Linked DNA regions of Mus musculus: all the other regions are linked to region 1. Evidence: chromatin loops called from intact Hi-C (ENCODE). Cell type or tissue: left cerebral cortex. All regions are shown on one strand.

Region 1 (2,500 bases):
CCACTCACTTTAGACAGGAAAGACATTACTGGAGATTAGCAAGCCTGTATGCAGACTCAGGGCCATTTAGACAGAGAATTCCTGGGTCCTCATCTGGGTGTGAGGCTGTATATGGGCACAGGGTCCTCATCTGAGCGTGAGGCTGTATACGGGCACGGAACACGTGCTCTTGGCCCCTCAGCTTCCTGGCTGCTTGCGGAGAGGCACATTCACACCAAAGTCAGGAAAGGGCCTCTAAATCTTCTTTCTTTAGCGGAAGGGATTTTCCTGGATATGGGCAACACTGAGAAGGAGAGGTTGCTGGGAGTCTGGCTCTGTCCTTTTGCCTGCAGGATTGGATGGACCCTCTAGGGCCCCAGGAGTCGTCTGAATGGATTCAGGTGTGTTTGGAATTCCCGCAAGAGCAGCATCCTTAGTTCTAACATGCACACATCTATCTATTGAAATGAAAGCTTTTCATCTTTCTGTTCGGCTCTTGTTGCAGGACGGTGGGTCACAGGACAGGATGTTGCAGCTCCTATTGACCAGGTGAGGAAGCTGAGACTCAGAGGAGGAGACCACCATGTTCCACATATCCTACTACAGTTGACAGAGTAGGGCTTGAATCCCACAGTGGGCTCCCTGCATGGTGCTCCTAGTGTCTTTTTTTTTGTAGAATTTTAGTCTAATTTGTATGTGCATGTGTGTGTGTGTGCTTGTCTCTCTCTGTGTGTAGTGTATGTATATACATATGTTTCCACAGGTGTGTGCACATAGAGGCTAGGGGTTGATGTTGGGTGTCTTCTTCAATCACTCTCCATCTTGCTTTTGCAGACAGCATTTTTCACTGAACCTGGAGCTCACTGATTGGCTAGATTCGTTGGCTAGCAAGCATTCAGGGATCCTTCAACCTCTGCCTCCTACACTGTTCTCAACCTCTTATCTATTTATTATTATTAGTAGTATCATTATATCACAGGAATGTAATCCATGAAGTCTATATGGTGGGACACATCAGAACAAATGACCAGGTTTTTTTCAGCAAACGAGTTGCAAGAAAATTGCATGCCATATAAACAGGGGTCCAAAAGTTCAGGGAGCATAGAGGATAAGGTGACAGCTCAAGGCAGCCAGTGGGACCTTGGGGAATGTCTCAAAGAAAACTATGCCAAGAATGAGTTGGAAAGGAGACACCAGGAGGCTGAGGAAGTGTCCTTTATGGGTATAGTCACTTAGTGGGGACTCATGCAAATGACAGGAAGGGCAAGGACTCTAGATTGTGGTTTGGGTAGAAATCAAACATTCTCTGGTGGATACCCCAGCTGGCACTTTGTGGGGGCATTTTATCTATCAGGCGCCCACACAGATGGAGCAGCGAGTCACCATGGCTTTTGAAGCACCATGCTAGGACGTCTGAAAGGAAAAGCCACATCCCTCCCAGAGGGAAACTGCCAATAACCTGTATTGCTGAGAACGCAGCGAGTTTCATGGGCCCCAAATGAAAGACTGAATCCCGGGTGTTGCTTCCAAGTGCTGGGTGTAACGGTAATAAGATGCCAAAATTTTAAAGGCCCCCTTCTTGGGCAGAATGCCTCTCTATCCACAAATAGAAACTTGCTGAGAATTTAATTAAGATCAGTGTACATAAAACTCACTGTTCCCAAGTAAACAAATATTAAGCAAGGAACTTCGCTTTTGTGTCATGGGCGCCTCAGGGAGGAGAGATAAAGGGCCAGGAGGGGTGGGTGTGATGATGTGGGAGTGTAGAGGGGACAAAGAACACGTATGGAGCAGAAAATAGATTCCAGGTTGGGGAGGGAGAGGAGGTGAAGGGCAGATGTACACAGTGCCCAGGGATGAGAGGAGCAGAGGCAGATAGAGGAAGACCCCCACTTTCTGGCTCCATTCTCTTTCTGTCCTTCCTCTCCATTCAGCTCTGACACTTAGTTCTTGGTTGAGATAGACTGTTTCTGTCACACCTGGTTGTCTCCTAGGATTCATAGCAGGCTGCACTAAGAACTCACAGTGGACTTGGCACCTATTGTCCCCAGATCTGCAGGAAGTGCATTCCAGTAGGCACCTGCCATTTTCTGCCAGAGGATTCCTCTCAGTCCCAGAGAAACTGATGGGGATGTCGACTTGGGAACAGGAAATGGTGGACTGAAGGTAGAGCCCAAATTCACTTTGAACTTCTGGGCTGATGCTCTTAGCTCCATCGCTCTTAGCTCCATCTCTTGATTCTGGCATTACAGGTGTGCCCCACCATGACTGGTTTGTGTGGGGCTGGGAACAACACCCAGGCCATTGTGCACGCTAGCCAAGTGCTCTACGTACTGAGCTGGGGATGTATCTCCAGCCCTTTGTTATTTCATTTAAAAATAATTAAAAGTGTTGGTACATGTATGTTATTTTCACTGTTCCCCCATTGACCCCTGTACTCTACATTTTCTTGCCCCTTCCCCTCCTACACATATTTTCTTTCTAGACAGTTTCTTTTCTATTTTGCTGTCATGCCATGTGG
Region 2 (2,500 bases), 110 kb after region 1:
GCCCTCTCATACACAGTGTAGCAATCTCTCCTTTAAACATGACCATTTTTTAGGTTTGTCTGTTTGTTTGTTTTGAGACAGTTTGTAGCTTAGGCTGGCCTTAAACTCTCTGTGTAGCCAAAAATGACTTTGGATTTCTGATCTTTCTGCCATAACCTCCCGAGTGCTGGGATTACAGGTGTGTACCCCATCATTCAGTTTATACTTTAGAAGAGGGATTTAAACCCACATTTCCATGTAGACACCAGGAACCCTGAACATAGGAAGCCCAAGCTTGAGTCTGCCACCACCTTGGATCACTTGGCCATCCCGACATAGTGGCTTATCTTCTCTTTAAAGTCCTTAGTTCCATAGTCAGGCTGTGTTGTGTTCCCTCTGGGGCACCAACTGCCTGGATGGCAAGAGCATTAGGGGTGTGTGTATGTGCATAGACATGCACATATCTGTACATACATGCAAGAAAGCTTCTTAGCAGTTAGAGGTGAGATCTGAAGAGTGGGTTAAGGGTTAAGCAGTGTATTAGTATCTCTTTCTATCACGGTGACCAAAATACCTGAGAATAGCTTAAAGGGATGAGGGGTTGTGTTCAATAGTTTTACAGATGTTAGTCCTTTATGACAGGGAGGGTGTGGCCGAGAGGAGCAGTTCATGTCATGGCATCGAGGAAGTAGACAGGACTATGCAAGCAGGCTGAGGATCAAGTGTAACTTTCAAAGGCATGTCCTCAGTGACCTACATCCTCCAGCTGAGCCGCACCACCTGTTTCTAGAACTTTCCAAAATAGCATCAGCAGCCTGTGGAGGAACGTTTCACATCCGTTCCATAACAAGCAGGAAGGTGGGAGCACAGTTTCCCCACAAAGACAAAGCTAGCGTAAAGGCTTGAGGTGGGAGGGGAGAGTGGGATGTGCCTGAGGCTCTGAAGGAACCCGAGTTCCTGCTGGCATCTGGTGCCTCCTCTGGCCAAGCTTGGGGCCAGCTCTAATCCCTGAAGCAGGTGAGGTCTTCAAGCATCTTTGCATTCCAGACTGAATCTTCTATCTGGGACATGAACTGAAGCCTGTGGCCTGAAGGTTACTGATCCTTCCTGTAGCAAGAGAGCTAATTTCCCTGAAGTCCACATGCATCTTTTGATGTGCTTCCTGGATGGAGGAGTGGGTTCTCTGTCTTCTTAATGGTCCATAAATGTGTATGGGTGACACTGGGAGTAACTCGCTGTGATGCCTACTGCTGAGCTGCTGCAAGAGCATCTGTGACCTGTAAGGCAGGAGTTGTGGAACCCGATTCAGGCAGTGTTTGCTCTCATTGTAAAGTGTTTTCCCTGAAAGTCTTGGTTCTCAATGAAAGCAGTGCACAACTGTGGGACTTTGGGGGGAAATGATTGGATCATAAGGGCTCTGTCCTCATCAATGGGTTCATCCACTGAAGGAATCAAAAGCTGAATGGACTATTGAAATGTAGTAGAATTGTGAGGGGGTGGGGTCTGGTTGTGGAAGCATCATTGGGAGTGTGTCCTTCCCCCTTTGTCCTCTCTCTCTCTCTCTCTTGTCCTGGCACCCCTCCCCTGCCCTGCTGGTCTGTCACCACAGGCCCATGGCAGTGGATCCTGCTGACTATACTTTCCTCACTACGGCGGCAAATACCTGAACAATACAACTTAAGGGAACATTCTAGTTTCATTTCTGTTGTTGTGATAAAAAGCTCTGACAAAAAGCAATGCCAGGGAGGAAGGGTTCATTTGGTTCCAGCTGATTATCCATCACTGTGGTTATGTGTGTCAAGGCATGAACTTCGAACAGCTAGTCACACTATACCCATAGTTAAGAGCAGAGAGAACTAAGTGCACGCACTCTTGCTTGGTTGCTTGGATCCAGCTTTCTTCTATCTTATATTGTTGAATACTCCCTGCCTAAGGGATGGTGTCGCCCATAATGGGCTAGGTCCTCCTACATCAACTAACAATCAGGACAGACCTCCACAGACATGCCCAAGTCTAATCTGTTCTAGATAATTCTTCACTCAGGTGGTTCTAGGTTGTATCAAATTGGTATTTGAAACTAACCAGTACAGGATGGGTTTTTTTTTTCTCTTTCTTTCTTTTTTTTTTTTTTTTTTTTTTTTTTCTTGGCTTACAGCTGGAGGGGAAGGCATGGTGGCATGAGCATGAGGTAGCTGGTCACATTGTGCTCACAGAAACAATGAATGTTAGTGCTCAGCTCATTTTATTCTTTTTATTTAGGATAGGAACCCAGCCCACAAAATGATACCACCCACAGTTAAGGTGGGACAACCAACCTCAATTAACCTAATCTAGATAGTCTATCCCAGGCATCCCTAGAAACTTATAGCTGATTCTAGAGCCTGTCAAGTTGATGGTCAATATTAACCATCACACTGAAACTTTTTTATTAACCACATGCAGCACATTCTCTCAAGGTCTCAGAACTGCAAAGCTTCAAGCCCTCTTGCCTGATTTTTATAACAACTCTCCGAGATTCGAA
Region 3 (2,500 bases), 91 kb after region 1:
GATGAGGGTGCACACTGTTAGTGGCCGAGGCAGTGGAGGAGGATGGCAGTGTTCAGAGCAATGCTGGATCTATTTGTAACCCTTACATCACCCAGATCCTGGAACTGTTCTTTGTGTCCTGCGAGCACATGTGGAATCATACAAATCGTACCGGTAACTGCGTATGTGTGTCATGTGTGCACCGTGTGCCTGGCACATTCCTAAGAGCCTTCTGTGTGCTATCCGGTTCTGTCCACAGCTGTGAAGTAGGCATTATCATCTCCGTCTCAGGCAGGGAAGGATTCAGTCTATGACTTTCAAAGTCAACTCCACTTGGGCTCAGTAGAATCTGTATTCGAATCTATGCACTCTGAGCCTTGATAACCATCCCAGGGATCAAAGCAATTTGTTTTTATAAAAGGGAAGGGCGGCTTTAGAAAGGGACGTAAGGACTCTCTTGTATTTTCTCCCCCCCTCCTTTCTTGTGAGAGATTTTCCGTAGCATTATGTGAGTTTATTGGATTTATGATATGGGTTACAGAGGCAACAGTTTCAGTTAAAGAAAATTGGCTTCTTTTTCCAAATGTCATGTATCTCATTTTCTTTCAGCAGCTCGGGCTTTCTTCAGCTCCTCTCAGCTCCTACGTCACTCAGAAGTGTGCCCCATAATTAGAATGTGAGAAACCCTCACACATCAATTTGGGCTTTGATATTTGTTCCAAGGGACACTTAAAATAAACCCTGAAGTTGATTATGAAAGGAGAGAAATGAATGAGAACCAGAGGGCACTGAACAAGAAGCAAATGTGAGGTAAGTGGACATTCTTAATGGTGAGGGCTCCATTCGTCCATCAACAAACCACCATCCCTTTGATCCTTCCAAGGGTAGATAGGTCCTTATCTCTCCCCTGTCTGCCTGTCTGACCCCACACCCACATCTTCTATGTCCTTCCTCCTTCCTTTCTCTTTCTCCCTTTTTCCTTCTTTGGTTCACTTAGTCAATGCATGTTTGATCAAGTCATCCATTTTTGTTTTTAATTTTAAAACTCAAGGGCAATTTTATTAGAGTTTAAAAGAATCTCCCATCCTCAGGCAGGAAGACTGTAGATCTTAGCTTCCTGGAGGAAGAAAATAGAGGTGGAAAGAGAGGGAGGGAGGGAGGGAGGGAGGGAGAGAAAGAGAGAGAGAGAGAGAGAGAGAGAGAGAGAGAGAGAGAGAGAGAGAGAGAGAGAAAGAGAGAGAGAGAGAGAGAGACTGTTTAAATTGGCATGGAGGTCAGACACGTGGCAGACAAGCAACCCCATCATGGGGAAGAGCTAGGAAGCCCAAAGCATTAGAAAAGTCACATATTAGGTTCTGGCTAGAATCTGAAAGAAAGTGACAGAGAAAAGGAAAACGAAGAGTTGTTCCTATCTGACTCAGACCTTAGAAAGGAGAGCAGATCCAGCCTAATCTCATGATGCTCACAGGGAATAGAAGGTGGGAGAGAAGGGAACGTACAGCATCTTATTAAAGAAAGCAGTCTTTCATTGCTACGGAGGAGAGCCTGCCTTCTTTCGGGCAGTCCCTTTGCCAGATGCTTGACTCACTCAATTGGAATATTAGATGTTTGTCTCCATCCTTGCCAGAGATTCTTTTTTTTTCTTTCTGTTTTTATCCAGAGGCATTTTAATTATCTGGCCTTTATTACTACTATAGCTTTCCCCTCCCTGAAGAGGTAACCGTACCTGCTGTTATGGAATTGGGGTAATGGCCGATCTTAGCTCTGAGGGATGGAGCTGTTGAATGTGTCGTTGACTCCTCCATTTAATACACATCTATTGGGCATGTGTTCCATTCCTGATACCGTGTTGCCTGCCTGCTGCGGATACAAATCAGTAGATCGCAGTTCTGACTATGAGGGGCCTTCATCTATCAGGGTGGAAATGAAAGCTGACAGCTCATGGTAGGTAGGATACACAAGAGCTGGGAAGAATGGTAAGAAATGTGGACTGTGCTCTAGCACAGGGCTTCCGTCCTTCTGCAGCCCCTCAGTGGAGCCATGTTTATACCATTTCTCAAGAACCACTCTGGGATGACTGACTTATTTATTAAACATATTTAATATGTCTAGAACTGCTGTAGAGCATTTATACTCATTTATATATAGCATTACTAACAACCCTAAAGGAGTGATATTTATAGATGTTAAATCCCTCATTGCACAAATAATAAGAAGCAAAAATGAGATCACAGAAAGCAGAGAGAGAAGTTTAAATTCTTCAAATGTGGGCTAGATTCTGGGGTCCTGGCCTAGAGAAGATAGGGACACAGGGAGTTCAGTTCAACAGGAGTGAGCATAGGTGTTCAATGGTGACTCGGTCAGTTTCTATTGCATAAGAGAGGACTGCTAAATTTTTCAGTCACAAAGCGAAGGTTATCTGTGAGATAATCTAGACTGGCTTTTACATTGTGACTGTGGCTGAGCTAAGTTCCCTGATGTGGATTGTTTTCAAGATCTTCTCCCTGTGCATTCATTCTGG

What was found. Hi-C counts contacts between places; a loop is a spot of excess contacts. Peaks named below come from ENCODE experiments on the same cell type or tissue, not always from the same donor. Only the 100,000 strongest peaks of a DNase experiment are listed, where the experiment ranks them.
Region 2: it touches region 1 in a loop (9-fold over the local background); 3 of 42 quality-filtered maps call a loop at or near these places.
Region 3: a loop joins it to region 1, with 5 times the contacts of the local background. A loop is called at or near these places in 2 of 42 quality-filtered maps.

Annotation. Positions count from the first base shown.
Region 1 is chr2:162,886,114-162,888,613 of GRCm38, reverse strand. No RefSeq gene overlaps it. Among named protein-coding and RNA genes, the nearest start is that of Srsf6, 44 kb to the left of the region's middle. In left cerebral cortex, no CTCF peak of the experiment used is centred here; a DNase peak (open chromatin) is centred at 1,506; H3K27ac peaks cover 527 bases.
Region 2 is chr2:162,780,141-162,782,640 of GRCm38, reverse strand. No RefSeq gene overlaps it. Among named protein-coding and RNA genes, the nearest start is that of Gm22936, 24 kb to the right of the region's middle. In left cerebral cortex, a CTCF peak has its summit at 964; a DNase peak (open chromatin) is centred at 840; H3K27ac peaks cover 277 bases.
Region 3 is chr2:162,794,860-162,797,359 of GRCm38, reverse strand. No RefSeq gene overlaps it. Among named protein-coding and RNA genes, the nearest start is that of Gm22936, 39 kb to the right of the region's middle. In left cerebral cortex, no CTCF peak of the experiment used is centred here; DNase peaks (open chromatin) are centred at 658 and 1,504.